5 separate regions of the Homo sapiens genome follow, and all the other regions are linked to region 1. The links are chromatin contacts, found by Hi-C or POLR2A ChIA-PET in ENCODE. All regions are on one chromosome and are shown on one strand. The core of a region is the stretch at or near the end of the contact, and the rest is flanking DNA. Distances in the headings are between cores, read along the strand shown. Region 1 holds the start of LGALS1 (galectin 1). Region 2 holds the start of FAM227A (family with sequence similarity 227 member A). Region 3 holds the start of DDX17 (DEAD-box helicase 17). Region 4 holds the start of CSNK1E (casein kinase 1 epsilon). Region 5 holds the start of MAFF (MAF bZIP transcription factor F).

Region 1 (5,990 bases), core at 1,977-4,476:
GAGGACTAGGGGGAGGAGGCCCACGATGCACCTGTGTCCCTGCCTTCCCTCCCCGCCAGGAAAACCGCAGCTCCTGTCACAGGGGACACTGGAATCTGGAGAGACTTCTTGCCCCAACCTCGGCAAGAGGAGACTGTTGGGGACCTGTTGGGCATGACATGTAGACCTCCCAGAGGTGCTGCAAAGACCTAGGGAAGGTAACAGCCTGGGAAGAGACAAGAAGGAAGTGAAAACCTTCTGAGCCTCCATGAAAACACGAATCATCTGTTTAGTACAACAGACCTCAGTTCCACCCTGTATTCACCTCGTGCAAGGAAAGCAGGATTTCATCTCCCCAATTTACAGATAGGGAGACTGAGGCAAGTGGGAGAAGCAGCTTGCCAGGAGGCTCTGAGGGGACATAGCAAGCAGGGCCAGCACCCGCGTGTCTAGACTCCCAAATAGGCCTTTCTAGGGACCTCTTCACCATGCCACCCTGCCTCCCTGCCAGCCCCACTCATGCCAGACGCTGCAGAGGAGTAAATTGTCCCTCCATCCAACAGCAAACAGTCCCTGATGCCGGGCCCATTTTCCAGGGTGGAGGAGGATGCAGGAGCAGCTCCTGAGGCTACAAGAACCCAATTATTGGGCTGGGCTGGGAAAGTGGCCACACCCACCCGCCCGCAGCCCGGCGAGGACCACACCTGAAGCGCCTCTGACCCTCGGTCTAGGACTCCGCCTGAGATGCCCCATTCCTTGATCTGGCAGAGAGGGGAGGCATGGGGGAGGGGCAGTGGAACTAGGCTGGGCCCCATCCAGCCCTTCCTATGGTTGAGGTTTTGGGGAGGCCCGGAGGAAAAAGTGAAGCTGCTGTGGTTGGTTTCCAAGCAGCCACTTGGTCTGGAAGGAGGGGTAAGGCACTCACAGGGGTGCAACCCCATCCCCTCTCTGGGTCCGCCTTGCGGCCCTACACACTCCCCTCTCATCCTGTACCAGAGTGGGCTTTGGGCATCTGGAGGAAGGTGCCCCTGAGAGGCAGGGTGGGTGTGTTGGCCTGGCTTCCAGATGTGAGTCACTCCTGGTCCGCATCTTCGTCCCTCTTTGGTGCCAGCAGTTTCAGAAGGGGGACGGCCAGGTGGAGAAGGAGGTCCCCGTGACAACCCCCCAGCATGCCCCTCATTTTGCCCAGTGCTCCCCACGCCCCTTCCTCCACCAGGTTCCTGAGTGTAAGGTGAGCACCCCTCCCACCCACCCTCAATTCTCTGCCACAGTGATCTTCCCTAGAGCCCAAATCTGGCCTCAGTACTCACCCTCCCTCTAGCCCTGGCTCCCCAGCCTCCTCCCATACAACAATGTCCAAGCCCTGTGCCCAGCCCATGAGGCCCTCCATGGTCCAGGTCCTGTTGGCTTCCCAGCCTCATCCCCGTTTTTCCCCCACATGCCCGGAACACTGTTCTCCAGCCCTGGCCTTCTCATTCTGGAGCTTCTGCCCATGGTGGAAAGCCAGGCACTTCTCCGCCTACCCTTCACGACCCACCTCCTTTACTCATGCAGCCGCCAGCCCACCATAGCACTTTCTCATGGCTTCCCTTACAGCCATCATCATCTACTTCTTTTTATTTTTATTTTTATTTTTTATTTTTTTTAATTGAGACTGAGTTTCACTCTTATTGCCCAGGCTGGAGTGCAATAGACTGATCTCGGATCACTGCAACCTCTGCCTCCTGGGTTCAAGCGATTCTCCTGCCTCAGCCTCAGGAGTAGCAGGGATTACAGGCATATGCCACCATGCCCAGCTAATTTTGTATTTTTAGTAGAGATGGGGTTTCTCCGTGTTGGTCAGGCTAGTCTCGAACTCCTAACCTTAGGTGATCCGCCCGCCTCGGCTTCCTAAAGAGCTGGGATTACCGGCGTGAGCCACTGCGCCCAGCCCATCATCTACTTCTTAACGTGGTTGTGGTCAGATTCCACCCCAACTATGCGCTCCTTGAGAGTGGGGACTGGGAGGGGTTCAGCTTTGAATCCTCAGAGCCCAGGGCCAGGTACATAGTAGGTGCTCAGTAAAATACCTGCTGAACACTCAGGGAAGGGAGGGCTGTGCCGGGCCTCAGAGGAGATGTTAAGAGAGCAGACAGGGTGGCCAGGCATGGTGGCTCACACCTGTAATCCCATTACTTTGGGAGGCTGAGGCGGGTGGATCAACTGAGGTCAGGAGTTTGAGACCAGCCTGGCCAACGTGGTGAAACCCCGTCTCTACTAAAAGTACATAAATTAGCCGGGTGTGGTGGTGGGGGCCTGTAGTCCCAGCTACTCGGGAGGCTGAGGCAGGAGAATCAGTTGAACCTGGGAGGCAGAGGTTGCAGTGAGCTGAGATCACGCCACTGCACTCCAGCCTGGGCGACAGAGCGAGACTCCATCTCAAAAATAAATATATAAATAAATAAAAATAAAAAAGAGAAAGGACAGGGTGCACAGAGCCAGGACCCCACCCCCTCCTGGTCTGGACCACCCTGGGCCATCTCCTAAGCTTGACACTCTCAGGCCTGAGGCTGTCAGGCCAGGGCGCTTTGACTATCCCCTGCCTGCCCCTGAACGCGGCCAAGCCCGAGGCCTTAGCCAAGCCCTGCAGCCTCAGGCTTGGCGCCCGGCCCAGCCTTTCTTTAGCCTTCCCGAGGAGCCAGCGAGAGAGCGCTGCAGCAGCCGCAGTCCTTGCTTCCGGGGAAGGCCCGGGTGGGGCCAGGGCCTGTGGTTAAGTCAGTGGCCCTCTGCAGACGCGCACGCAGCAGGAGCCACGCCCTGGTCCCTGCCCGGGAGTGGCCTGGTCTCCCCCAGCTCTGATTCCCTGAAGGACCCTGCACCTCCTCAGCCATCTTCTCTGGGCACCCCCTGAGCCCAGCCTGCTGGCCACAGGCCCCTTCCCGCCAACTTGTGGGCCTAGCTCATCATCAAACTATTTTCCACTGGCTTCCCCCAATCTCTGCCACAGCACAATTTTGGTGGGGAGGTGGAGAGGGATGAAGGAGAATAGGAGGTGGAGCTTGGACTCTGGCCGGGGGCGGCGGGGTGAGGGGGGGCAGCAGCTCGCCACTCTGATTGGTCACCTCTGCTCCAAAACTGGCTTCAAAATTCCACGGACTCCGCCCCCAGTGGCCCCCAGCCCTATCCTGACTTGCAATTGGCTGAACTTTCAGGGGGCGGGGCTCACCCGGTCCGGTCCAGTTAAAAGGGTGGGAGCGTCCGGGGGCCCATCTCTCTCGGGTGGAGTCTTCTGACAGCTGGTGCGCCTGCCCGGGAACATCCTCCTGGACTCAATCATGGCTTGTGTGAGTGTGGGGACCCCCCCCCAAGGTCCAGGGGATAGGGCAGGAACTGATGGCCAGAGGAGAGCTGGGCAGATCGGGAGCAGATTCTAGCCCCAGCTGTGTGGCCTGGAACCAGTGCCTTCTCTTTTCTGGACCTCAGTGGCCACATCTGTAAAATGGGGGTGGGCGCCATGGTCCCTCAAGGCCTTCTCTGCATTGATAATTGTCTGGATTCCTCCAGGGTCTGAAAGCACAGTTATTTCTGCCCAGGGTTGACATTCTGCAGCTCTCTGAGAAGTGAGCGTGGGAAGGGTGTGGCCAACTGGGGGACACCCAGGCCACTATCCCTTTCCCCCTCCTCCACCCCAAAGAGCCTCCTGTCCCCTCCCCCCTGCAGCTGTCCCGGTCACCAGGCCAGGGCAGAGTTACCCTCTGCTCCAGAGAACGCTGAAAAGTTGCCAGGACCCGAGACAAGCTGCCCAGGATGGGCCCTTCTAGGTCGGGGGTGGAGGGTGGTTGTGTCCAGGCTGGTGGCGGGGGGGGCGGGGGAAATTCCCTTCCACCACCCCCAAGCTGGGAGGTTGGGGTGGCAGGGAGGTGAGAATCTTCCTCGGGCCCCAGGGAAAGGGTTCAAGTTTCTGGCAGAAGAAACCACTCAAACCAGTTAACTCTTGCCCACCCACTCGGGGTGCCAGGGAACAGCAGTGCCCAGCAGTTTGCTCAATCTTGTTAACCCTGAGCCAGCCCAGCCACAGCCCGACTGCAGGGCTATTCTCCCTAATGCAGAGAGGCCGTGTTTTTCAGGGTCTCCTCTCTAGCCCCTGGGCCTCTTTGCAGAGAGGGGCTTGAAGGAGAATAGTGGGGTCGCCCGCCCCTAGCCACTTCCTCTCCAGCAGAGGGGCCGGCCCCTCCATTCAGTGTGACGGTGGGCCAAGTGTCGGCCCCTCCCCAGCCTGATCCTCTCCATCTGCGATGGGACAGAGCACCCCATCTCCCAAGTCACTCTTGAGTCCAAAATTCCCAAGCCAATCTGCAAAATCTTCTAGAGCCTGTCTTCTAGAACCTTCACGTTACAGACTGAAGCCAACCCCGGTGGGAATAGGGACTTTCCCAGGACCACATAGACAATCGGAGGCTGGAAATTACAGCTCAATCCTTTCCCCAGGCTTCCCCTTGGCTTGGTCAGAGGATGCCGGGCGGGAACAACCCCACTCCCACCCCCAGCCACCCCCGGACACTTCGAGCAGTGGAGGCCTTGTCCTCTAACCCGGCTGGGCCGGGGCTTGTCTGTGCAGGGTCTGGTCGCCAGCAACCTGAATCTCAAACCTGGAGAGTGCCTTCGAGTGCGAGGCGAGGTGGCTCCTGACGCTAAGAGGTGAGAAGTGAAGTCGGGGTGGTGGGCGGCAGGGACGGGCTTGGTCCAGCAGGGAGGGCGTGGCCGGCCAAGCCCACATCTCCTCCCTGGCCGGGAGCGGGTTAACGGCCAGCCGCCGATGCTGCGTTTTCTGGGTGACTCACTTCCCCCGCAGGGTCTGGGCGCCCCCACCGTTGCCGCCCCCTCCCCCGCTCCCTCCCTGCTGTAGCCTCTTAAACTAAACCAGCTGCAGCCTCGTCATCTGTAATACCTTGACTCCCCCGCCCCCACCCCTTTCCGGTCTGGGCGGGACCTGTCGCTGGGGAGGGCGGGGAGAGGAGTGGGGCGGGCGTCACCGCCGCCTTCCCCCTGAGTCCCTCCTTCCTGCGTCTGGTCATTCATTCATTCACTGGCTCAGTCCGGTCCTTCTTCCTTCACTTCTCATTCACTCAGACGGCTGCCTTATTTTCTCGGCAGTTAGGTGACCTTGGACCAGTCAACCAACCTCACCTAGCCTCAGTTTGTTAGAAAAACAAGGGGGGAGGTGGTTGTGTGGAGGAAGTGAGATGCGGCTGGCGCAGTGACAGTGAGGAGGATGAGGATCAGCTGATATTGTTAAGAGCCGCACACTTCTCATGCACTAATTTCATTTCAACCAAACCCTCAGAGGCAGGTATTGCTATTATCACCACTCAACAAATGTATTTATTATTTTATTTATTTATTTATTATTTTATTATTTTATTTATTTATTTTTTGAGACACAGTCTCACCCTGTCGCCCAGGCTGGAGTGCAATGGCGTGATCTCGGCTCACCACAACCTCCGCCTCCCGGGTTCAAACGATTCTCCGGCTTCAGCCTCCTGAGTAGCCGGGATTACAGGGGCCCACCACAACGCCCAGCTAATTTATGTACTTTTAGTAGAGACGGGGTTTCACCATGTTGGCCAGGCTGGTCTCGAACTCCTGACCTCATGATCTGCCCGCTCGCCTCGGCCTCCCAAAGTGCTGGGGTTACAGGCATGAGCCACCGTGCCCGGGAGTATTATTATTATTATTTGTTAATTCGCCCCATAATTACTAAGCATCTTTTTCTGGTGTGCCCCACTTGTGCTGGGCACCGGGAATACAGAGATGTACAAGACAGGACGGGAGGTCACCATCTGGAGGGAGTCACTGACCTTGACCAAACGGGCTAGGATGCTAATGACTTCAAGAATCAAGCGAGCCCTCCTGTGCAGCCCCCATTGTACAGATGAGCAAACAGGGGAAGAGGGGCAGGAGCAGGTGGCATGGCCAGAGCTAGAATCCAGGTTTCTTGTCTCTGTTAGTGAGTTCTTCCAGCAAGGTGCGTT
Region 2 (5,990 bases), core at 1,604-4,103, 980 kb after region 1:
GCTAATTTTTGTATTTTTAGTAGAGATGGGGTTTCACCATGTTGGTCAGGCTGGTCTCAAACTCCTGACCTCGTGATCTGCCTGTCTCAGCCTCCCAAAGTGCTGGGATTACAGGCATGAGCCACCGCACCCGGCCTGTAATGCTCTTGAATCATCCCAAAACCATCCCCCCCATCCCAGGTCTGTGTAAAAATTGTCTTCCATGAAACTGGTTCCTGAAGCCAAAAAGGTTGAGGACTGTGGATGAAATGATTATTTACTGAGTACCTACCATAAGCAAGCAGCATGCTCATACTCGGGACAGGAAAGTGAACTAAACCAGACTTGGTCCCTGCCCTCAAGGGGCTTACATCTACTGGAGGAGACAGGACAATGAGTCAATTACGTAAATCATAATTATGAGTTATAACTGTCATCACTACTTCAAAGGGAACAACACTGTAAGATGACATAATAGTGTGTTTTGACCATACAAGGAGATCAAGGTGCTAAAGGAGGAGCACAAGTTAATTAGATAAAGGGGAGCAGGGCCGGGCGCGGTGGCTCACACCTGTAATCCCACCACTTTAGGAGGCCGAGGCAGGCGGATGACGAGGTCAGGAGATCCAGACCATCCTGGCTAACACGGTGAAACCCCGTCTCCACTAAAAATACAAAAAACTAGCCGGGTGTGATGGCAGGCGCCTGTTGTCCCAGCTACTCTGGAGGCTGAGGCAGGAGAATTGCTTGAACCCAGGAGGCGGAGCTTGCAGTGAGCCGGATCGCGCCACTGCACTCCAGCCTGGGCAACAAGAGCAAAACTCGGTCTCAAAAAAAAAGAAAAAATGGGGAGCGGAAATAATATGCCATCCAAAATGTACCATCCAAGCAGCGGGAAGTGAGGCTGGAAAGGTAGGAAGTGCCCAGACTGTGCTGGCCATCAAAATAGCACTAGCTACATGTGACAATTAAGTCCTTGGAATTTGGTTAATGTGACTGAATAAGTAAAATTTTAAGGCTGAATGCAGTGGCTCATACCTGTAATCCCAATACTTTGGGAGGTGGGGATGATGTCACTGCACTCCAGCCTGGGTGACAGAATGAGACCCTGTCTCAAAAAAATAAACAAAAGGCTGGGCGCGGTGGCTCACGCCTGTAATCCCAGCACTTTGGGAGGCCGAGGCAGGCGGATCATGAGGTCAGGAGATCGAGACCACCCTGGCTAACATGGTGAAACCCCATCTCTACTAAAAATACCAAAAAAAAAAAAAAAAAAAAAAATTAGCTGGGCTTGGTGGCGGGCGCCTGTAATCCCAGCTATTCGAGAGGCTGAGGCAGGACAATGGCATGAACCCAGGAGGCGGAGCTTGCAGTGAGCTGAGATTGTACCACTGCACACTCCAGCCTAGGCGACAGTGCGAGACTCCATCTAAAATAAATAAATAAATAAATAAATAAATACCAAAAAAAAAATTAGCCTGGCATGGTGGCGGGCGCCTGTAGTCCCAGCTACTTGGGAGGCGGAGGCAGGAGAATGGCGTGAACCCAGGAGTCGGAGGTTGCAGTGAGCCAAGATCATGCCACTGCACTCCAGCCTGGGCGACAGAGCGAGACTCTGTCTCGAAAAAAAAAAAAAGTAAAATTTTTTTAAAGTAAAGCAATAAAAGAATGGCTACTCCATAGATAGAACAGCCAAGAGTAAAATTTTAATTTTAATTAATTCAAATTTTGGCCAGGCGCAGTGGCCCGCACCTGTAATACCAGCACTTTGGGAGGCCGAGTCAAGCAGATCACCTGAGGTCAGGAGTTCGAGACCAGCCTGGCCAACATGGTGAAACGCCATCTCTACTAAAAATACAAAAAATTAGCCGGGCATGGTGGTGGGTGCCTGTAATTCCAGCTACTTGGGAGGTGAACACAGCAGAATCGCTTGAACCCGGGAGGCCGAGATCATGCCACTGCAATCCCAGCCTGGGCAACAGAGTGAGACTCTGTCTTAAAAAAAAAAAAAATTAAATTTTTAAATGGAAGCAGTGCAAATTTAGAAATACTGATTATATCTTGAAATAGTAATGTTTTGGACATATGGAGTTTAAAACATTACTCAAATTAATTTCACTTGGCTTTCTTTTTTACTTTTTAAAAAATGTGGCTACTAGAAAATTCCAAATCACATATGTGGCCTGCTTTATGTTTCTATTGCACAATGCTAAGCCAGATTGTGAAGATTTTAGTTCTAGGACATGGAAGTCTCCCCTCTTTTAATGCAGGGTGGTGTAGTTGGAAGAGAACTGCGCTTGGAGTCAAAGACCCCTGGGTCCTGCCCCTCACTGGATGCCCTGATACACCCACTAGGCAGCCGGTAAACTCCTTGAACGGCCTAAGTTTCTGCACTTATCAGACGGAACCAATAACACACGCTTTTAGGACTCTAGGAGATCTGGAGTTGATTCTCCAGTAGTTCTCTGTCCCTTCCTCACAATGCAACCTTTAAGTAGTCCCTGGGCCTCAGCTTCCCTTGCTTGTAGAAGCCGCCATAACGGCACGGGGAGGGGGCAGGCTGCCAGAGGTGGGTCATGGTGCGTCTGTCCGTCCGTCTTACCTGAAAGCATCGGCGGAATTTGACGAACCCGGGGCCGGTCCCGCCACGGGTCCCTCAGGGGACCCCGCAAAGTTCTGGGTCGGCCCCCGACAGCCGGTGCCCCCAAACTCACAGCAAGGGGTGCCCTTTGCCTTGTGCTGGGGGATGAGGAGGGGAGTTGGGGAGAGGCCCATTTTGCTACTCTGAGTCCAGGCGTTCTCTAGGCAACGCCGGCGCGGTCTCCACTTTCCCGTTTAGCATAACAATGGAACCTTCGTGAGCCGCCGCGTTGTCCGCGAGATGCCGTTTCTATGGTGACAGCCGGGCCGGGGGCCCAGACCAATGTGTCAGTGGAGAGGGTGAATGCAGGTCCTGGTCCTAGAGGCATGAAAAGGACCCCAGAAGACACTGCCTTTGTATAATCCGTTTGCTATCCCGAGGTGATTCACGGAGTTTCTGGGGATTGGCGCAGGCTGGCGCTGGGAACCCCCGCGCCGGTTACCCCTTTCCTCGGTGGTAGAGGCCGGGCGGGGCAGCGCATGCGCGTGGCGGGCAGGCGGCAGGAGGCGGGTGGGTCAAGGTAACTCTGGGCTACAGAGTCCTTGCTGGGGGTTCGGGGAGCGCTTGGACCCCGGCTTCTGGGACGCGTCAGGTACGTCTCCGAGTCCGGCGTCGCCGGCCAGCGCTGCCTGGGTTCACTCGGGGGCCCGAGCTGAGTAGGACGTCCGGGCCTCGCCTGGAGAGAGGCTTCAGGAGGGCCTGGGGAAGGGGACGGAGGCCGGGCGACCCCGGGCGGTGGCCGCCCTCCTCTGTGTGTCTCCGCGGTTGTGAATTGGGGCGGTAATTCCTCCCCGTAGGTCGCCGTGAAGATGATTGCATGAGATCGTGCGTGTGAACGTTTGTTGACAGCTGTTACTTGAGTCCGACAGCCCTGGGGGCCGTGCATCTGCGTAACATGGCTACCTCTGAACTCCTTGGGGGACACGTATATCTTTGAGAATCCGATGAAAACCAGAGATTCCGCCCTTGTTTTCTTAGAATTAAAGTAAGATAATATATTTTATGGCCTGTTGCAAACGGAAAACCTTTACACAATGATTAGTGATTAGTATCAGTATCTGTGGACTGGGAAGGCTCTACTTACTCGATCCTCTTCCCAGGGTCGTTGTGAGGATCAAGTGCACAGCTTCCTATAAACACTAAAACACTATAACATCTTGTGAGCCAGGTACTATTATTATTCCTCAGTGCAAAGAAAGAAGCCGAAGTCCAAGGGGGATAAATGCTGGGGTCCCACTGTGGGTGAGCCGCAGAGTGATCATTGGAAGCCAGGTGCTCCCCCTTCACTTCCTGTGTGCGGAGCACGCTCGCCCTGGGAGTTTCACTAGAAAGAAGGTTGCCATGGGCCAGTGGGACAGCTTGTATCTCAAGTGCACGCGGATGCCCCAGAATCCCAGGATCTCAGCTGAGCTGTTTGTGGATTATTAGATCTGACTTAAAAGGTAGCTAATCCAGACCCTTCCTCATCTGTAATACATGGATGACAGCTCCCAGCTGTAGTGTTATGAGAATTAGTGCGGTCATGAGTAAGGTGCCCAGTTAAAGCCCGAGAAGTAAAGCAGCTGGGCCAAGGTCTAGCAGGCAACTGAAGGGGAGAGCCAGGCCCCTAAACTTGTTGTGTCCAGCCCATGTGCTCAGGCCCAGTGCAGTTAGCATCAGTGGGGACTTGACTTATTTCTCCTTCTTCAAATGTCTCTAGATTTTAGGCATGCTGGGGGCTGCTTCTTAACTGTGTTTTGTTTATTTTGTTCATAAGTAATACATGAATATATTCTCATTGTAATAATTCATTAAATCTCGAGTATATTTAATATAATTTTATATTGTACCATATGAAATTGTCACAATTTGACCTTTTTTTAACCTATAAAATGACAAGTTCATTCAAGTCAGTCATCCTATTCCCTTTTTCAGGTTTAACCACTATGAACAGTTTGGTGTATCCTTCCAGATCTCTTTCTTTCTTTTCTATTTTTTTTTTCTTTGAGATGGGGTCTTGTTCTGTCACCCAGGCTAGAAAGCAGTGGTGCAATTTCAGCTCACTGCAACCTCTGCCTCCTGGGTTCAAGCAATTATCCTGCCTCAGCCTCCTGAGTATCTGGGACAACTGGCGCACACCACCACACCCGACTAATTTTTGTATTTTTAGTAGAAACAGGGTTTCACCATGTTGGCCAGGATAGTCTCGATCTCTTGACCTCGTGATCTGCCCAACTCGGCCTCCCAAAGTGCTGGGATTACAGGCATAAGCCACCGTACCTGGCCTCTTTCTTTTTTTTAATACACACATATATTACTTTATTTTATTTTATTTTTTTTTGAGATGGAGTCTGACTCTGTTGCCCAGGCTGGAGTGCAGTGGTGCGATCTCGGCTCACTGCAAGCTCTGCCTCCTGGGTTCACACCATTGTCCTGCCTCAGCCTTCTGAGTAGCTGGGACTACGAATAGATGGGACTACAGGCTCCTGCCACCATGCCAGGCTAATTTTTTGTATTTTTAGTAGAGACGGGGTTTCACTGTGTTAGCCAGAGTGGTCTCCATCTCCTGACCTCGTGATCCGCCCGCCTCGGCCTCCCAAAGTGCTGGGATGACAGGCGTGAGCCACCACGCCCGGCCTATTCTTTTATTTTCACTTTGTCTTATCATATGGGGGAAATACCATACACATCATTCTGCAACCTGCTTTCGCAGTGTTAAAGCATGTCAGAAGTCTTTCAGGTTAGTTCATATACAGCTATCTCACTGTCTTTAATTGCTATTTACAATTTTATTTTTATTTTTATTTTTATTTTTTGAGATATAGTCTCACTTTGTTGTCCAGGCTGGAGTGCAGTGGCGCAATTTCTGCTCACTGCAACCTCTGCCTCCTGGGTTCAAGCAATTCGCATGCCTCAGCCTCCTGAGTAGCTGAGATTACAGGCGCACGCCAACATACTGGGCTAATTTTTGTATTTTTAGTAGAAATGCGGTTTTGCCATGTTGGCCAGGCTGGTCTCGAACTCCTGGCGTCAAGTGATCTGCCTGCCTTGGCCTCCCAAAGTGCTGGGATTACAGGTGTGAGCCACTGTACCTGGCCTACAATTGGTTTTTTTTGTTTGTTTGTTTTTTGTTTTTTTTTGAGACAGAGTCTTGCTCCGTCGCCCAGGCTAGAATACAGTGGCACAATCTCAGCTCACTGCAACCTCTGCCTGCTGGGTTCAAGCCTCAGCCTTCTGAGTAGCTGGGATTACAGGCGTGTGCCACCACACCTGGCTAATTTTTGTATTTTTTAGTAGTGACAGGGTTTCATCATGTTGGCCAGGCTGGTCTCAAACTCCTGACCTCAAGTGATCCACCTGCCTCAGCCTCCGAAAGTGCTGAGATTATAGG
Region 3 (5,990 bases), core at 1,540-4,039, 830 kb after region 1:
TGCCGTCTTCCATGTTTATAATTAATGCTGACATAATTAATGACCTCAAAATTCAAGAAAGCCTTTTACTTTTGAGCATATCCATGCCATCTTTAAATACGCACACTGTACTCTCTGGTATACTATGCTGCTCAAATGTTTTTATCCGGTCAGTAATTAGTTTAATTTGGCTTTACAAAAAAATTCACCTTTGAAGTCATATATTAACATTAAAAACCATACTACTTCAAATGTACAATGCCTATCATTTTTGCATCACACATGTGAAATACATGAACTGACCTCACCTATTCCTTTTTCAAAATAACCACCACTTCAACTGTGTAACACTCAGTTGAAACAACAGCAATTCAAATAATCAAGAACATTTCTTGGGAAAGGGAGAGTTGGGGCACAGATCTTATGAAAGAAGGCTAGTTCGTTTGAAATTTTTAAAAAATGTCATCTGATACTCAAAGTATGGATCAGTAATTCACTTTTTTCCTTTCAAATAACTTATTAAAGCATATATATGGTGAAAGGAAATATTAAACCAAACACCAATGGTAAAGAAATAGAACACTATTAGTAACTTGTAGCCCCTCTATGTGCCTATTTCAAGCTTACAACTTTCACCCTAATAACCACTACCTTGAATTTTGTTAACCACTCCCTTTCCTATCATATTTGCACATATCCTTAATTAAATGTGTCACCCTACCACAACGTGCTTTTTAACTCAACACTTCTGTGACTTATCCACATTAATCCAAGTTCTTTTCTCTTTTTCACGGCTGATTCAATTGTACGAATACCCACAATTTATGGAGACATTTGCGTTGTTTCCAATATCCTGTTAGCACGAATGCTGGTATATAAACTTTTCTGTACAAGGATCCTGGGGTACCTGTGCAAGGATTTCTCTAGGCATTACAGTCTAGGGTATAAAGCTTAGGGAGGAATTGCTGGGTCGTTTTCAACTTTCCTAGATAATCTCAAGTTCTTTTTCTAAGTCAATGAACTGAAATTCACTTCTAAACTTAGCAATACTGTCACACGCGAAGCAAACATTCCACCTCTCATCCTCTAAACAATGAGATAAAATATTTTCCTTCCTAATAAGGTATAAATCAAAATAATTTTGTAAAAAGTGGCAACTGAAGTGCTTGAGACTAGTAAATCCAGCAGTTGTGGATCTGAACCACAAAAGACAAAAACGTTTGGAGAAAATATCGTTAACAGAGCGCCTACTACAGTGAGACTATTACATCCATTATCTCTTAATTCCTGACAACACAGCAAAGTAAAGGCAATTATCACGTTCCTCAGAGGAAACAGGCTCACAAAAGGTAGGATCTTGACCAAGGTCACACACACACATATCAAGTGGCGTCACGTAACTCTTTGGGGAAGCGGGGGGGTCGGGGGAGACGGAGTTTCGCTCTTGCCACGGGCTGGAGTGCAATGGCGCGATCTCGGCTCACTGCAACCTCCTCCCCCCGGGTTCAAGCGATTCTCCTGCCTTGGCCTCCCGAGTAGCTGGGATTACAGGCATGCGCCACCAAGCCAGGCTAATTTTGTTATTTTTAGTAGAAACGGGATTTCTCCATGTTGATCAGGCTGGTCTCGAACTCCTGACCTCCGGTGATCCGCCCGCCTCGGCCTCCCAAATCGCTGGGATTACAGGCCTGAGGCACCACGCCCGGTCCACAATACCAAGAACTTTCTAGCGAGGCAGAATAGTTGACGCTGCAGTCCAATTAGAGAAAAAAGGCTGAAATATTAAGATTAAAACTAAAGTAACGACCCAAAAACCCATCCTTCCCCCAAACACGGTCATTTAGATGGCAAGCAACTCCACTGCTTTACATCCCAATGCATTTCCTCCGACTTAAAATATAACTGAAGAGAATTAAAATCTATTTCTAAAAATGAGAAGTTGGTCTTTTCGTCTCCCGTGCCTTAAACAGTGAACTCTGGGGAGAGAACGTCAAGGGTGCCATTTCGTGTAAGGCTTTCCTGGGCTGAAGTGTTCTCTCAGGAAGATCCGCGTTTTTCAGATGAACGCCGAGGCCTGGAGACATCGAACAGCCCGCCCGAAGCGGCCCGGCTCGAGAGCCGGGAAACCAGGCGAGGCGCCAAAGCCCGGGCCTGGGCTGATGCGGCCAGGCCGCCCCTCCCGATCCCCCGCGGGGCTGGGATGGGGCCGGGCCGCGCCACGACGGCCGTCCGCACGGAGAGGCCCAGCGTCGCCAAGCGGCCGCCCTCCTCGGGTCCCGAGTGACCCCGGGGCCGAGGTCCGCGCACGAAACCGCTGTCTCGCCTCGAGTCGCCTCCCCTCGCCTCCCGGGTCGAGAGCAAGGCTCCCAGGCTCGCAGTCCGCCGGGCCTCCCCAAGAAGCAACTCCCCCACCCCCACGCCAGGCCTCTCCTCTCCTCCCCCACCCTTACCCTCCACGGTCACGATCCCGGTCCCGGTCCCCAAAGCCTCCTCCGCGCATGGTCCCAAAAGGATAGAGATCTGGGAGCGGGGCACGGATGGCCGGGCTCGGGAGGGCCTGCGGCTCCGGTCTGGTGACGACCGATGGCGGCGGCGCCTCCGCTGTTGGGGCGGCGGCAGGCGCAGCGCTCTCTCGCTCCGACGCGCTGTCTCCCGTCGCAGACGCCACCGTCGCCGCCTCTCTCGTCGGAGACGGGAGCAAAACACAGAGAATCGGGGCTACAAAGCCGGTGGGCAGGTTTGGCTACGCTCAAACCGGGCAGTGCCGCGGTTTAGGCGTCTCCTTCCTTCCCAGCGACTGCACAAAATGGCGGCCGCCGCTGAGTCGGCTCCAACTTAACGCTGCGTACGGCGGAGACGATACGTAAACAGCGCCTCGGAATAGCCCGAGGGCTCCGCGGGGAACTACGGGTATTCTTGGAAGCACTTTACGTCAGTTGCGACGATGGGTGTATTTTGCGGTCTGTACAAGAAAAACAAAGTACGGAGCGAGCGTAGAGTTCTCGCGCCACCCGAACTAGAACGTGGGATGAGGTGGGAGGAAGCGCCTCTGGTGCGACGTAACATTCTTTGCGTCGTTAGCCGGCCTGCTGTTGCTAAGATGCGCAGTATGCGTAACGCATTCTGTTTAGAGAATAGAGGATTTTGCCTGATTCCGATCTCGGTACAGACCCCGCGGCCGGCTTGAAGAAGTTGCTTTGCAGAGACAATAACCGTCCTCCATATTGTTATCAAGTTTCAGAGTCCTCTGGCGCCAGAGGCCGGGAGGGTCTTAAATTCCGTGGCTGGCCTTCCTATATGGCGCCGCCAGCCCTCTCGCCCCACCGCCCTGGGCCCGCTGAGAATGGCGGCGGGCCCCGGCGCCATTTCCTTTCCGTTGCCTTTCGCTGCTCTGTCTCCGGCAGCCATGATGGAAGAGCCGTGTCCCTTTCTTTCCGGAGTTTGTGAGGTGGCGATGTCCCTTCCAGGTTAAAGTGCCCTCAGCTACATTTGGTTCACACTGAGGTGCATTTTCTGAACCGTATATTTTTACCGTCCCTGGCCGAGCACAGCTGTTGCTAATACAGAAACAAAATGTGCTTGGAGGCCAGGCATGGTGGCTCACGCTTGTAATACTAACACTTTGGGAGGCCGAGGCGGGAGGATCACCTGAGTCCCGGAGTTCGAGACCAGCCTGGCCAAAATGGCAAAACCCCGTCTCTACGAAAAATACAAAAATTAGCAGGACATGGTGGCGGGTGCCTGTAGTCCCAGCTACTTGGGAGGCTGAGGCAGGAGAATCGCTTGAACCCGGGAGTCGGAGGTCGCAGTGAGCCGAGAACGTGCCACTGCACTCCATCCTGGACGACGGGGCAAGAATCCGTCTCAAAAAAAAAATTGCTTGGAGCCCCAGTGGACTCCGTGGGCCCTTTGCTGCCGTTGAACGGCGCTCCTCAGAAGGCCCGGAGAAGACCCCAGCACTCTCAGGAGAACAAGGTTTCAGAGCGATGGTCTTTAGACACAGAAAGGGCGAAGGCTAAGGACAAGTGTTTAACCAGGCTAGTCCACGTTCTCCGCTCAATTCCTTCCAGACTGGCTTCCCTCTCCTTACCTGCTTCCTGTCGTCTCAAACTGCATTTTGAAGCCCCGCAAGCTTGGCCAAATGGCGTCACACGACTGTTGAGCTGTTAGGGCCCTCGAGACGGGCCCATCTAACGTCTCAATTCAACAGATGGGTAGAAGCGGGGAGATTTGGCCCCTCAGTGTGGGTGCTGAGTGTTTGTTTCCCAAATTTTTGGGAACATAGCATAAGAAAAGGAGCTTCAAAAAGAAAAAAAACATGGACCACTGATTTTTCTGTGGTTATGTGTTCTTTTTCCCCAAGTACGTTCTTAACATTGGCAAGTGAACCTCTTAAAGTGATTGAGACTCGCCTGGGTCATATTCTTTTTCTTTTTTTTGTCTGGAGTGCAGTGGCACAATCTCGGCTCACTGCAACCTCTGCCGCCCGGGTTCAGGCAATTCTCCTGCCTCAGCCTCCCGTGTAGCTGGGATCACAGGTGCTTGCCCTCGCACTTGGCTAATATTTGTAGTTTAGCTGGGGTTTCACCATCTTGGCCAGGCTGGTCTTGAACTCCTGACCTCGTGATCCACCCGTGTCGACCTGCCAAAGTGCTGGGATTACAGGCGTGAGCCACCGCACCGGCCTGGGTCATGTTCTTTTATTTACACTGTTAACCTGCCCCAATCCTCATCATCTCTTGCCTGGATGACTGCGCTCGCCTCTTTTTAATCTGCCTGCTCCTGTCCTTGCTCACTCTGAATTTATTCTTCACACTGCAGTCATAGGGGTCCTTTTATTATGTCACTTTACTTAAAATTTTCCAGAGGTTTCCACTTGAAAGAAAAGACAAAGGCCTTACAGTGGCCTACAAGCCCTTGAGGATGCAGCCCTCTTCTGTCTTTCCTCCTTGTTCTACTCTAGCCACACTCGGCCTCAGGGCCTTTGCACTCGCTCTTTACTCTATGTCAGCAAGGCTAGATACCTCAGTTTAGGTCTGTGCTCACATGTCACTCAATCAGGGAGGCCTCCCCAGAACCCAATGCAACACTGCATAACCTGCATACTCTCCTCCTTCACAAGTACACATGCATTCTCTCTTTTCCATTTTTCTTTGCTTTCATTTGAATTAGTAACTGCTTGACATAAACACTTTTTGTCTCCCTCCTAGAGCGTAAAATCTGTGAGTGCAGGAACTTACTTGTTCACCACCGTGACCCAGTGCCTACCTGGCACAGTGCCTGACCTTTTAGCCATTCGACCACGCCATACCCTTGTCCAGTGAGTCTGTGACTGTCCCTTTGTGTTTCTGGGCCAACTGACATCTCAACGGCTTTTGTTTTTTGAGACAGAGTCTCGCTCTGTCGCCCAGGCTGGAGTGCAGTTGGCTCACTGCAACCTCCGCCTCTTGGTTTCAAGCGATTCTCCTGCCTCAGCTTCCTGAGTAGTTGGGATTACAGGCATACGCCACCACACCTGGCTAATTTTTGCATTTTTAATAGAGACAGGGTTTCACCATGTTGGCCAGGCTGGTCTGAAACTCCTGAATTCAGGTGATCTGCCTGCTTCGGCCTCCCAAAGTGCTGGGATTACAGGCGTGAGCCACCTTGCCTGGCCTTTGTCATCAACTTTTATTTTAATTCTGGGGTACATGTTCAGGATATACAAGTTTGTTACACAAGAAAACGTGTGTCATGGTGGTTTGTTGCACAGATCAACCCCTTGCCTCGGTATTAGGCCCAGCATCCGTTAGCTATTCTTCTCGATGCTCTCCCTCCGCCGACCCCCAACAGGCCCCAGTATGTGTTGTTCCCCCGCTCCATGTGTCCGTGTCCTCTTCTGGGTCTTTGATAGTCTTCACTGATGCTTTCTGCTCACGCTCAGATAATCTGCATTTTCACGTAAGATAAAATAATCATAGAGCAGAGGCAGCAGTCAGCTATGTGTTTGTTTCAGGCGAGCAGAGGGATGA
Region 4 (5,990 bases), core at 1,827-4,326, 640 kb after region 1:
ACAGGTTTCAGTGTGGCCAGAGAGGAAGCAGCCAAGCAAGCATGTCTTTGGGGGATGCTCATTCAGGGGCCCCTCAAAAGAAGCTTCTCAAGGGATCACAACGGGCATCAGCCCTCTTACACCTCCTACCCCCCAGGCTCCCACAGCCTGGCCTGGTCTTCCCAAGTACTGCCCCTGCCCAGAGGCCAGACCTCGCCAGTGCCCAGCACGCCTTGCAGGAGAAAGTCGCATCCCCTACTGGGGGGAAGGCAGAAAAGAATGCCCTCGACCATCCACCTTCCAGCCACCTCCCCATCTCTACGTCATGACACCAAGACCTCACACGGAGGCCCATAGCCGCTTGGATAAACTGTTTGGAGCTGGCGTCCTTTAAGACTAGGAGGGTCTCCTAAGAGGGCCCTCATAGAACAACAAAGGGGACTGAGCCAGGGTTTTAGCCGCCTGCCCCGGATGGGTGGGAGGAGGAGTTCTGATGTGAGCAGCTTCTCTCCTTCCTCAGGGCCAGGGGGGAGCCCTCTGCTCTGGCCTGGGGCAGAGGAGGGACCCCTCTGCTCTGGCCTGGGGCAAAAGTCCGGACACCCTGTTCCTGGTCAGCAGAGGAGGAAACTGAAGGCCTGGAGGCAGTGCTGCCGTGGGGACAGGGACCAGGGACTGCAGTAAACAGGGGGAGGGGTGTTTACAAGAGGACCAGCATCAAGGACTAGCAAGAGGGAACTCCTTTCACAGACAGGGTACTCAGGCTCACAGAGGCCATGCCACCTGTCCCACACCACCCTGCAGATGGTACAGCCTCGCCGAGGACAGGGCTCCGGCTGTCCCACCTGGTGGTCTCCCACACTCACAAACAGGGCAAAACAGGAAGACTGCAGAGCAGCTGTGCTGGCACAGAAGATCAGCCCCTTGCCCGTGCCAAGTGCTGCCCCCAACAACCAGGCCAGCCTGGGAGGGAGATGGATTCCAGGGACAGTGGGCAGATCCCAGGAGAGACAGGGAACCCCGGCACCTGGCTCCCAAGGAGCTCACCAGCCCTCCACCAATAACCACGAGGCAGGGACCTCCACCAGAGCTGGCCAAACTCTGGGCTCTCAATCAAGGGCCGCTGCCCATATGCTTGGCCTGTCTCAGCTGAGGTGCCACGCTGCCAGGGGAACACAGTCCACGTTTGCAGGAAACCCACACGCCACACATCCCACGTACACACACGTCCAGCTTCCCGAGTGTGTACACTCCAACGGAAGAAAGAAAAGCAGGCACACACAGTGAGCCCTGTTGGGGGGTAAGGGGGGGTGTGCACGCAACCCCCCCCCAACACCTCAGTCCACTTTCTGCCAACACCAATTCAGAGACCACACATGGCAGCCAGGAAACCCGCAGGTTAGGAAAGGAACATAAATATACCCGCATCCTATATTACATAAATACCCACGCCGGGTTATATAAATACCCGTGCCCTCTGTCTGGGTGTCTTACATAAATATACTGCACATGACCCCCCAGTCTCTCCCCACTCACCGGCTGTCTGCAGAGAACGAGAGCGGGAAGGGGCAAGCCCTTCAGGACCCCCTGACTGCTATGTGCCAGCCACCCAGACCCCCAGTCGCTCCCCAACACCCCAGGGGTCCAAGGTCCCTGGGGGAGCCTAGACTGTCCCGGCACCAATACCCAAAAAGCCTCCCAGAGGAGAGCAGAAAAGCTTCATTCAGGAATGGAGAGGCTTTTCAGTTCTTTTGCTGCTTCTCCCATGGGGGAGGGGGGGAGATAAACAAAGTGGGGGGAAAAGTGGATATAAAGGTTCAAGAGTTTCAGCAGGTTAAAAAAATTAGACAAACTACCAACCAGCATGGCACACGGGCAGTGCTTCTTACTCCCCGAACACCATCGCCTACCCCTGAGCCGGGGCCCTTGTCCCTCGGACGATTAAAATAAAAATTGAAGGGACATCATAGAAACGAAGGCAAAGGAGACCCAAACACAGGCATTGCTTGGAAGCAACTTGAGACACTTGTGTCCCCTTCTCCTCTCTCCAAATCCTTCTCCAGGAAGGAGGCTATGCCAGGAAGAAAATATGCAAGAAAACTAAGGGAAAAGTTGGGGAGGGGGCTCACCCCACTTCGAGTTAGGGTATTAACAAGAGCTTGGGAATCCTCTAACGACACCCAGACACTGTTTTGCGTTCCTTAGAGACTTGCAAGACATCAATCTCTCACACAAAAATGGGAGAATCCGATCCGACAAATAACCCCCACCCCTTTCTTTCTCTCCACAAAGAAAAACAAATCAGTGGCCTGGTGACCACACACCTCTTCACCTTAGGACCCCCAAACGCCCGTCATCCAACGAGCGGGCGCAGCCTTGCGAACCCCCAGGTCCGGGCGCCGGGGCCGGGAGAGCAGGGGGCGCCGGTGATTGTCCGATGAAACGCTACGCGGGCCCGAATCAACAGTATCCGGCGCCCAGCACCCCAAGCCCCCTCCCTCAGCGTCCCCAAATCACAGCCGGGGTGGCCGCCTGGCCGGCCGGGGCCTCGGAGGGCCCAGCGGGGGGAAGCGGAGGCAGGCCGGCCGGGGGGCCTCCCCCGCGAGCCTGCAAAATAACAGGCCCCCTCCTCCTCGTCCCCAGCCGCGCCTTTGTCCTCGCCGGGCCGAGCGGGCGGCGCCCGGGCTGCCCCCCCTACACCCCAGCGCGAACGCGCGTGTGTCTGCCCTCCCTTCCCTCCCTCTCCAGCAAAAACAAAGAGGCTGAGGGAGCCCGATTCCCCCCAGGTTTGCACCCTTCCGCGGGCCCGCGGCCCCCCGATATTTACCCCGCCGGGAAGGCGCCGATGCCGGGCCACTGCTCGGGGGGCTGCCGCGGGCGGGGGCGGCCCGCCGGGGCGGATGCCGGAGGATTCGCGGAGCCGCCCGGCGCGCCAGCCTCTCCCGGCCCAGCCGCCGCCGCCGCCGCCGCCGCCGCGCTCCGCTCGGCCCCGGCCGGGCTCTGGCTCTGGGCTCTCGCCGCCGCCGCCGCCGCCGCCGCCGCCTCCCTCCTCCCGGCCTCCTGCCCGCCCGCCCGCCCCCGCCGCCGGCTCGCGCGCTCTCGCACCGCGCGCGCCCGCCGGCTCCCATTGAGCCCCGGGCCCGCCCGCTGATGTCATCCCCGGCCCGCCGCCGCCGCCCCGGAGGATTTAAAGGGCCCGCGCCCTCCGCGCTGGGGGCCGCAGCTGCGAGACGCAGTTCCCCAGCCTCAGTGCAGGCGCGCGGGCTTACGCGTGGGGGTGGGGGAGCACACAGATACTGACACCCTAATGCAGTCCAGGGCACAGGTGGAAAAGACGGGGTGCGGGGGGGACAGAGGGAAGAGGAGGGCGCACAAAAAGCGGAGGTGAGGGGATGGGAGGGGAGGGTCTAGACCCAAAGTCTCCTCTCCCCGCCTGCCAGGATCTCTCTCCTCTCCAGGCAGAGCACTGGGCCCCTGCGAAAACAGGCGGCTATTCACGACACTGCAAAAGATGTTAGACTGCTGGAGGCTCAGTCCGCCTCCAGGTTCCGAGTGCCGCAGAGAACACAGGCCAGGTTGATTCAGGGCAAGAGATTTGAGGAGACAGCTAGGGATGTCGACACAAGGCCCAGAAAGGTAGCCTGGGCTCATACATTCTCCTCCCGTGGAAAAACGAAGGGCAAAGACCTCTTCTTCTTTTCCCTGAAGCTCAAACTGTGATGGGCACAGAGAGGACCCCTCAGATCCCAACCTCATTCTCCCCTGTTGAAGGAGGGGTGCCACAAGTACCAAAGCACCGACACTTGAGTCTGGGCTCCGAGTGGTGCACGTTTAGCCAAGCCACCTCCCAGCTCTGAGCTTGGGTTTCCTTAAACAGCAAATGGGAGGAAGGACCCTGTCCTCCCCAGGTCACAGAATTAATAAAAGCTTCTACCGGCATGCAGAGCCGCGATGAAAGGTTGCAGAACAAAGTCATTAAAGTGATGATATTTACACTGAGCCATGCAAAGCTTCCAATTATGACACACCTATATTCACACAGTTGTGACTGTGGACACGCAAAATGCCTGAGGCCCTGCGTCCAATCCCGGAAGCACAGTTCCTGGGAGGAGTCACTTCTATAATAGCCGTATCTTCCCTCCTCGAGGCTGAGGGACTGAGTCACACACGTGTCCAAACGGGCAGGAGCCCCACAGACTAAGTCCTTTCGCCGGCCAGGAAACTGGCCCAGAGAGGGGAAGGGCTTTGCCCAGGACCACAAAGCCCAACAGGACAGCTCTGTTCTCCCAGCGATCACCAGGAAACTGGGTCTATCTAGAGCCCATTTCCAAGAGCAGGAGAGTGAGAAGCCTCCTCCCAGGAGGGCCTGCCTTCAGTGACACCTTTGCCAGAGCAGGGGGTCACCAGCCAGGTGGTGGGCTTTACTTGGCCTGCGCGGTGCTTTCTGTTGTTGTTTTGTTAATTAATCCCCAAAGTTTTTTTTTTTTTTTTTGCTTTTTGTTTTTGTTGGTTTTGAGATAGAGTCTCGCTGTGTGGCTCAGGCTGGAGTGCAGTGGCTCAATATCGGCTCACTGCAACCTCTGCCTCCTGGGTTCAAGTGATTCTCCAGCCTCAGCCTCCCTCCTGAATAGCTGGAATTACAGATGTGCACCACCACACCTGGCTAATTTTTGCCCAGGACCACACAGTATTTTTAGTAGAGACGGGGTTGGCCAGGCTGGGCTGGAACTCCTGACCTCAAGTGATCCGCCTGCCTCGGCCTCCCAAACTGCTGGGATTATAGGCGTGAGCCACCATGCCTGGCCACTCCCCAAAGTTTTAAAACTGGAAGATTTCATATTTCAGATCCAGATTCCCTGTTTCTCTGGGGGCATTAGGAGATCCGGTAACTCTGGGCCCAAGTTCTCAGCCGGCCTGAGCGCCACCCCACCGCCACCCATTTTGTTTCTTTCCTCACATGAGCCCAGGCAGAGAGGCCTGGGCACAATTGAGCAGGGGGTGAAGTCTGCCCCTGTGTCCTCCAGTCCTTACCACCCCTAACCTTCCAACCTGGGCCCTGCTTCCCAAAGCCCTCCTCTTCTTCAGCACTTTCAAGGCAACCAGCCCTGGGAGAGGAGGTTATTTGTTATCTCATTTAATCCTCTCAAACAACAACAGATTACACTGTATTCTTTCAGAGAAGGAATCAGGCTCCTCCCAGTGCTTGCCTAAGGGCACAGATCAACCTCTCCCTTAAACTGGGCCTGGCTGGAACAGACCCCCTGCCCCTTCCTAACCCAGCCAGATCGCCAGGTCTGACTGCAGCACGTTCACGTTCTCCCCTCTGCATTCAGGACTTGTAACCACACCTCCCACCCCAGCACCCCCACCCCACCCCCTGCCCCAGTTAAGATCCTGCTCAGTTCCCTGGGCCAGCCAGGCTGAGGAGCCCGGCTCATCCCCAGGCCTGCTAGGGAGCCTCCCTGCCTTGCCATTGGAAGGACATGCTGTTGTCCACTGCCTGAGTTGTGGGCCCAAGTCCTTGTCCTTCCTATCCCTGGAAGACCTGTGTGTGGGCCCTTCCAAAGAGCTTTGCAGTGAAGCTATAAGGGAAGGCAAACCATGACACAAAACCCAGCTGAGGAGGGGAGACTGGTCCAAAGTGAAAAACAAAACCTTACGTGTTCCAGCAGCCCCACAGCCTGACTTCTCTCTCCGACTTGGTTCACAGTGATTCCTCTCAGATTTAACTCCTAACTTTAAAACCCAACGGTGGGGCCGGGCACGCCCCTGTAATCCCAGCACTTCAGAGGCCAAGGCGGGTGATCACCTGAGGTCAGGAGTTCAAGACCAGCCTGGCCAACACGGTGAAACCCCGTTTCTACTAAAAATACAAAAAATTAGCTGGGCACGATGGCGGGCACCTGTAATCCCAGCCACTCGGGAGGCTGAGGCAGGAGAATCACTTGAACCCAGGAGGCGGAGGTTGCAGTGAGCCGAGATCGTACCATTGCACTCTAGCTTGGGCGACAGAG
Region 5 (5,990 bases), core at 2,049-4,548, 530 kb after region 1:
AGGGAGCTATGTCTATGGGAAGCAGTCCCTGCAGGGTGGATAATGAGGCACTGACCCCCTTGTTCTGGCAGGCTGGGGATGGGAGTAAAGGATCTAGGCAGCATGGTGTCCAGGAGTGTTGTTCAGGTCCACTGAGAATTCACTCACTAGCTGAGCACCTACAGTGTTCCAGGTGTGGCCCCAGCTCTTGAGAAGCTCATAAAAAAGGGAGTAGATTGGGAGGCTGAGGCAGAAGGAAGGCTTGAGGCCAAGGGTTCAAGATCAACCTATGCAATATGGTGAGACCTCCATCTCTGCAAAAAATAGAAAAATTATCCAGGCACAGTGATGCACACTTGTAGTCCCAACTACTCGGGAGGCTGAGGTGAGAGGATCGCTTGAGCCCAGAAGTTCAAGGCTGCAGTGAGCTATGATCATGCCACTGCACTCCAGCCTGGGCAACAGGGCAAGACCCTGTTTTGTTTTGTTTTGGTTTTGGTTTTAAAGGGGGTGGGGGGTAGAGAAAATAGACAACTCACCATTGTGCAGTTTCTAAAACTGAGAACTTTCCTACCCCAAAGGTTAACCTAGGTGGCTCTTTCTGCTATGCACATGGAGAGGACTGAGCAATTGGTTTTTAGAGATCCTTTTGAGTGCTAGACAAAGCTGCCTCAACATTTGGTCACTTGGGAAACTAGTGGGCCAATTTGCATACCAAACCCACAGCCTGTGGGAGGGAACGGAAAGAAGCCATAGTGTCTGGTGGACCAAGGCACAGAGGCAGGAAAGCAAGACAAGGGCGCTGAAATCGAATTTGCTACATCAAGGAAAGTGGGGGGCTGGGCGCGGTGGCTCACGCGTGTAATCCCAGCACTTTGGGAGGCCGAGGCGGGTGGATCACGAGGTCAGGAGATCGACACCACGGTGAAACCCCGTCTCTACTAAAAATACAAAAAAAAAAAATTAGGAGGGCGCGGTGGCGGGCGCCTGTAGTCCCAGCTACTCGGGAGGCTGAGGCTGGAGAATGGCGTGAACCCGGGAGGTGGAGCTTGCAGTGAGCTGAGATCGCGCCACTGCACTCCAGCCTGGGGCAACACAGCGAGACTCCGGCTCAAAAAAAAAAAAAAAAAAAGGAAAGTGGGGATCCTTACTGGTGATCAGGGTGCCACATAGAGGCCTACCCATTTGGAGAGGCCCTATGCCCTCCACAGTGGAGTAAGTGCCATGATGTCGGCTTCACAGGAGGGACTGTGGGAGCGATGGAATTTCAGGCAGTGGGAACATCATGAGCAAAGGAAAGCAGGGGATGAACAGCAACATCCACCCCGCACGTGGCCTCCAAAGCCATCTCTTTTGGGTGGGGCTTCCCACCACGGCGCACACCCCTCATGTTTATGTGGCCCTCCTCCCCTGGTTGCGATGTACCCCCAAACATCTGGGCCAGGAATCATTCAGACCTGGATACCAATTCCAGTGCTTGTACTTCCTAGCTGAGTGAATTTAGAAAGTCACCTTCACCTCTCTGAGCCTCCAGTCATGTATTCCTTCAACATGTATTTACTGTGGGCCTACTATGTGCCAAGCACTACTCCAGGCACTGGGCAGGCAGTGGTGAACAAGATAAGCCTGGCCAGGCGCAGTGGCTCATGTCTGCAATCCCAACACTTTGGGAGGCCGAGGTGGGTGGCCTGAGGTCAGGGGTTCAAAACCAGCCTGGCTGGGCATGGTGACTCACCTGTAGTCCAGCTACTGGGGGGCTGAATTCCTTGAACCTGGGAGGCGGAGGTTGCAGTGAGCCAAGATTATGCCACTGCACTCCAGCCTGGGCAACAGAGTGAGACTCTGTCTCAAAAAAAAAAAAAGAAAAAGAAAAAGAAGCAAGGCCTGCCTTCATAAAACATACATTCTGGTTGGGGAAGACAGACAATAACCAGCACTCACATACATAAATGATGAAACACCCTACAGAAGTATTAAGATAATATAAGAACAAATTTCAAGGCTGGGTGCGGTGGCTTGCGCCTGTAATCCCATTACTTTGGGAGGCCAGCGTGGGTGGATTGCCTGAGTCCAGGAGTTTGAGACCAGTTTGGGCAACATGGCAAAACCCTGTCTCTACAAAAAAAAAAAAAAAAAAAAAAAAAAAAAAATACAAAAAATGAACCTAGCATGGTGGTGTGTGCTTATGGTCCCAGCTACTTGGGAGGCTAAGGTGGGAGAATGGCTGGAGTCCAGGAGAAGGAGGTTGCAGTGAGCCGAGATTGTGCCACTGCACTCCAGCCTGGGTGACAGAGTGAGACCCTGTCTCGAAAAAAAAAAAAAAATTCAGAGGTGAAGACTGCTTTAACCAGGGTGGTCAGGAAATGTCTCTCTGAGGCAGTGACATCCGGGCTGACGTGAAAGATGAGAAAGAGTCAGGCAAGTGAACAGAAGACCAGACAGCCAGTGCCAAGGGCCTGTCGCAGGAATGAGCTTGGTATGTTTGGGGGACAGAAAGAAGGGCACTGTGGCCGAAGAGCAGTGGATGAGGAGAGAGTGGCCAAAGAAGGTGTGTAAACAACCTGAGCTTTGTTTTGAGAAGAACATTGGCTGGTATAGAAAGAAAGACTTTGGAGGCAAAGTAGGGAGCCTCGGAGGCTGCTGCCATTGTCCGGGTAAGCTGATGGTGCCGAGACCAGGTGCCATGACTGGAGGTGGTGAGAAATGGTCCTATGCAGGAGACCTGGAGACACCGCTAGCTTGAGTCCTGAGGTGGGGAGGAAGGGAGAGGGAGGGATGGAGCCAGGCTCCAAGGTTTTGGCTTGAGCAGCTGAGATGGGGTGGCAAGGGAGCAGAGGTAGGGCTGACGATCAGGAGCGGGTTTTTGGGCCGAGTCCTCTGCAGTGCCCATCTGACACCCACTGGATGCGCAGAGTGGGCAGCTGGCTATGAGTCTGGAACTCAGAGAAGCTGTTCGCTCCGGAAATACAAACCTGGGGCTCATAGCCATATAAATGTCATTTAAAGCCACGGGACTGGATGAGATCATTAAGGCAGAAGGTCTAGGTCGAAAGAAGAGGGCCAGGACCACTACCTGTAAAATGAGCCAATGACACCTACACCCACGGGGCTCTCGCGAGGTGTCACGTGAACGCACCCAGCGAGCCCTGGAACCAGGCAGAGAATCGCGGCAGCCCCGGGGGCGGGGCTTCCAGGGGGCGGGGTCATACGGGGGCGGGGCCGAGGGACCAAGCGGCCGCTCCTGGCCGGAGGGCGGCCGGGTCGGTGACGTCACCGCATGACTGGGTTTTTATGAATGAAAGGAATCCTGTGAGTGAGTAATTCCGGGAAGCTCGCCTTACAACTCCGCGCGGCCTCGGCCCCCTGCGCCGCCCGCCCCACAACAAAACTCAGCGCAGCGCTCCCGGGCGCCCGGTTCAGAGCGACCTGCGGCTCAGAGCGGAGGGGAGACTGACCGGAGCGCGGATCGGGACAGCGGCCGGGACAGCGGCGAGACGCGCGTGTGTGAGCGCGCCGGACCAAGCGGGCCCAGAAGCGGGTGAGGAACGCGGGACCAGGAGGACGGTGCGCGGGACCCCAAGGCGGCAGGGTTTCTGCGTCCCGGGATGCGCCTGGGGTGGGCGCCCGGGCCCGATCCGTCGGGGCTCCCGGAGCTCCATCGCCCGGACGGCTCGGGGCGGGGAGAAGGGAGCGGCCGTCCCGGGGACGCCGAGGACGGGGCCGAGGCCAGCTCGGGGGAGTGGGGGTGGAGACGGGGCCCCTTCCCGGGGCGCGGGCGGGTAGGCGGCGGCGCCGGGAGGAAGGGGCAGCGCAGGCCGGCGATCTCCGCGTCCGCCCGGCGGGGGCGGGGGCGCTGTGCTCCTACGTGACTCGGTGGGAACAGGCCCTGGCCCGGCGCCCGCGGGCGGTGCGTGCGCGGTTTGTTTACGTCCGAGGGCGGGCGTGTGTTCCCTGGCGGGCGGCCTGGGTATCCTGCCCGGTGCGTGCGTGCGCTGTGTACCTCGGGGGCGTGTGTGCGTGTGTTGTGCTTGTGTGTGCGTGTCCGCGCGCGCGCTCCCTGGGGCCTGTACACCAGCAGTGTGTACCTCGGAGAGGGCGTGCCCTGGGCCGGCCACCGGAGTAAACGCGGAACAAGGACCCGAGCGAAGGAAGCGGACCCGTGCGTCTTCGCACGGGGTCTGGGAATTCTGGCCCGGGCCGCCCCAGTCCTACTACCCGGGGCTGTCCGTCCCCGGCTCTCCCCGGAGTTTCCCAGGGCCTCCGCCACGTGACCCCAGTGTTTGTCTCCCGCCCAGAGCCCGCGCCCGCAGCCACAGGGTGGGGCAAGGTATCAAAGACCCCACCCAGCTGAGCTAGGAGTGAGGGATGTGAGCCACCCCCGCTTGGCACCCCGGTGGATCTGGTAACAAAGTGAGTTGGAGCCCAGGTTCTTGTCCCCAGATTTTGGGGCTTCCTGGGGAGGGAAGAACCAAGGGACTCTCGTTCGTCCCCAGGGTTGCCCATCCCCTCAGTCCCATGAGAACAGGAAGGGCCAGAAAACCTTGACTGCAAGGGTGCGGCGCAGGGAGAGGACCACAGGCTTTTAGCTAGTCCGGGTTCTGGAGGCTGTACCTGCTAGGTCGTGGAGGATGGGGCGGAGCCGGTTTCCGCTCTCCTGGTAGTTTCAGTTCACAAGTGGGACTGGTGAGACTAGACTGACCTACAGCTGGACGCCGGAAGCTAGCTGAGGCTCTGAGCCAGCCGACAGACCCCGAGTGCCCTCACCCTGGGCCAGGCAGGGTCAGTAGGCATTGGGGATAGAACTCTGACTGCACGGAGGGTTAATGAGTGAGGGGTGGGGCCTGACCTAGCCGCCACCCACCCACTCACCCAATAGCCCTGCAGAAAGCACCTGTTTGTCGTAGCCGCCTGCAGGATGGGCTGGGGGCTAGAGATTCCTTGGTCTTAATCCACCTTCCCCCTCCACCCACCCACCCACGGTCTATGGAATTGTGGGAGGGGAGCAATTGAACTTGCTAGGGTGAGGAACCAATGATCTTTTGACTTTGGATCTTTGAACCCTGGGTGAGCTCTGCTACAGCAGCCCGGACCCTCAGTATTCCCATCTACCACTGGGAACTAGGTAACAGCCAGGATGGCAGGATGGTGGGTAGAAGGGGGAAGCTCTGGAAGTCTGTGCAGACAGCGTATTTTCCAGGTGAATTGTGGAAGAGAAAGCAGGGCTGACAGCCCCATGCCAGGAGCTGGGGGTACCCAAGAGTAGGTGGGGTTTGAGTCAGGAGGGTTGGGGCCAGGAGCACAGGAACCAGACAGGCCCACCCTCAAAGCTGGGCAGGAAACATTACAAAGTAGGGCCTGGGGTCAGGGGATGAGGGGAAGTGGCTGGTTGACTCAGTCCCAGATGGAAAGTTAGCACTGAGAAGTTTAACTTCCCATTGAATCACCCCTGGGCCCTGCATTGCCATTGGGCCCTTGTCCTGGACCAGATGCCAGGGATGAGATGAACAGACCAGATCCAGAGACTGCCCTCTGGGAGCTTATAGCTCAGCAGCGGACACAAACTTGAAAAAAGATCCACAGAAGTAAATGCAAAACACAGCTTAGATGGGTGATGTGAGGGAGAAGTCACTGTGGTTTGAAAGTACATAACAGCGCTCTGACTTAGCCAGGGCAATCAAGGAAGGCTTCCCTGGGGAGGTGACTAGTGTGCTGAGTCTGATAGAGTGGTGGTTGTCTGTGAAGCCCTTGAAGGCAGGAGCTGTGATTCACTTCAGGGTCTCCAGGGCCCAGCACAGAGCCTGGAACATAGTAGGTGCTTCTTGGATGTTTGCTGATTGAATGAATGAGCCCTGGATCCCTGCCCTCTAAGAGCTCCACAACACATGGAGAAAAAGGCCTGGGAACCCCAGAGAAACAGGAAGCCAGGGCAGGGGCTGGGGGAATCTTGAAGCAGTCTCCCAAAAGCGAGCAAATCCTTCAGGACTCAGGCAACTTCCTCCCTCACACACACA

The links. Hi-C counts contacts between places; a loop is a spot of excess contacts on that map. ChIA-PET counts read pairs that join two places held with the same protein, here RNA polymerase II (POLR2A). Pooled maps may share reads with other maps.
Region 2: a loop to region 1 is called in a pooled map, with 10 times the contacts of the local background. The contact joins the promoter of FAM227A here to the promoter of LGALS1 in region 1. A Hi-C loop is called at or near these places in 2 of 37 single-sample maps with no recorded cell type and 5 of 50 pooled maps. POLR2A ChIA-PET finds 5 or more read pairs at or near these places in 1 of 52 experiments (activated naive CD8-positive, alpha-beta T cell).
Region 3: a map with no recorded cell type shows a loop between it and region 1 (8-fold over the local background). The contact joins the promoter of DDX17 here to the promoter of LGALS1 in region 1. A Hi-C loop is called at or near these places in 1 of 37 single-sample maps with no recorded cell type and 6 of 50 pooled maps. POLR2A ChIA-PET finds 5 or more read pairs at or near these places in 1 of 52 experiments (A673).
Region 4: a loop to region 1 is called in a map with no recorded cell type, with 5 times the contacts of the local background. The contact joins the promoter of CSNK1E here to the promoter of LGALS1 in region 1. A Hi-C loop is called at or near these places in 1 of 37 single-sample maps with no recorded cell type and 8 of 50 pooled maps. POLR2A ChIA-PET finds 5 or more read pairs at or near these places in 2 of 52 experiments (BJ and HEK293).
Region 5: a pooled map shows a loop between it and region 1 (5-fold over the local background). The contact joins the promoter of MAFF here to the promoter of LGALS1 in region 1. A Hi-C loop is called at or near these places in 1 of 37 single-sample maps with no recorded cell type and 7 of 50 pooled maps. POLR2A ChIA-PET finds 5 or more read pairs at or near these places in 3 of 52 experiments (BJ, GM10248 and activated T-cell).

What each region holds. Positions count from the first base shown.
Region 1 is chr22:37,672,410-37,678,399 of GRCh38, forward strand. It overlaps LGALS1 (galectin 1), which reads left to right and starts at 3,227. Exons shown (of 4, transcript NM_002305.4): 1 at 3,227-3,302; 2 at 4,577-4,656. The coding sequence starts at 3,294. RefSeq lists silencers at 3,030-3,169, 4,690-5,199 and an enhancer at 5,043-5,853.
Region 2 is chr22:38,653,539-38,659,528 of GRCh38, forward strand. It overlaps FAM227A (family with sequence similarity 227 member A), which reads right to left and starts at 2,854. Exons shown (of 17, transcript NM_001013647.2): 1 at 2,582-2,854. CBY1 (chibby 1, beta catenin antagonist) reads left to right here and starts at 3,100. Exons shown (of 5, transcript NM_015373.4): 1 at 3,100-3,212.
Region 3 is chr22:38,503,522-38,509,511 of GRCh38, forward strand. It overlaps DDX17 (DEAD-box helicase 17), which reads right to left and starts at 2,790. Exons shown (of 13, transcript NM_006386.5): 1 at 2,430-2,790. The coding sequence starts at 2,716. It also overlaps a transcript of DMC1 not described here. RefSeq lists enhancers at 1,855-2,746, 2,626-2,815, 2,747-3,638, 3,216-3,625 and silencers at 2,066-2,235, 2,266-2,535.
Region 4 is chr22:38,314,357-38,320,346 of GRCh38, forward strand. It overlaps CSNK1E (casein kinase 1 epsilon), which reads right to left and starts at 3,077. Exons shown (of 11, transcript NM_152221.3): 1 at 2,804-3,077. The region is part of intron 5 of TPTEP2-CSNK1E (TPTEP2-CSNK1E readthrough); the gene reads right to left. RefSeq lists enhancers at 346-405, 476-645, 666-715, 4,517-5,421 and a silencer at 2,405-2,794.
Region 5 is chr22:38,198,696-38,204,685 of GRCh38, forward strand. It overlaps MAFF (MAF bZIP transcription factor F), which reads left to right and starts at 3,299. Exons shown (of 3, transcript NM_012323.4): 1 at 3,299-3,517. RefSeq lists enhancers at 387-436, 5,821-5,965, silencers at 3,126-3,455, 3,516-3,955, 4,806-4,885 and a cis regulatory region at 5,893.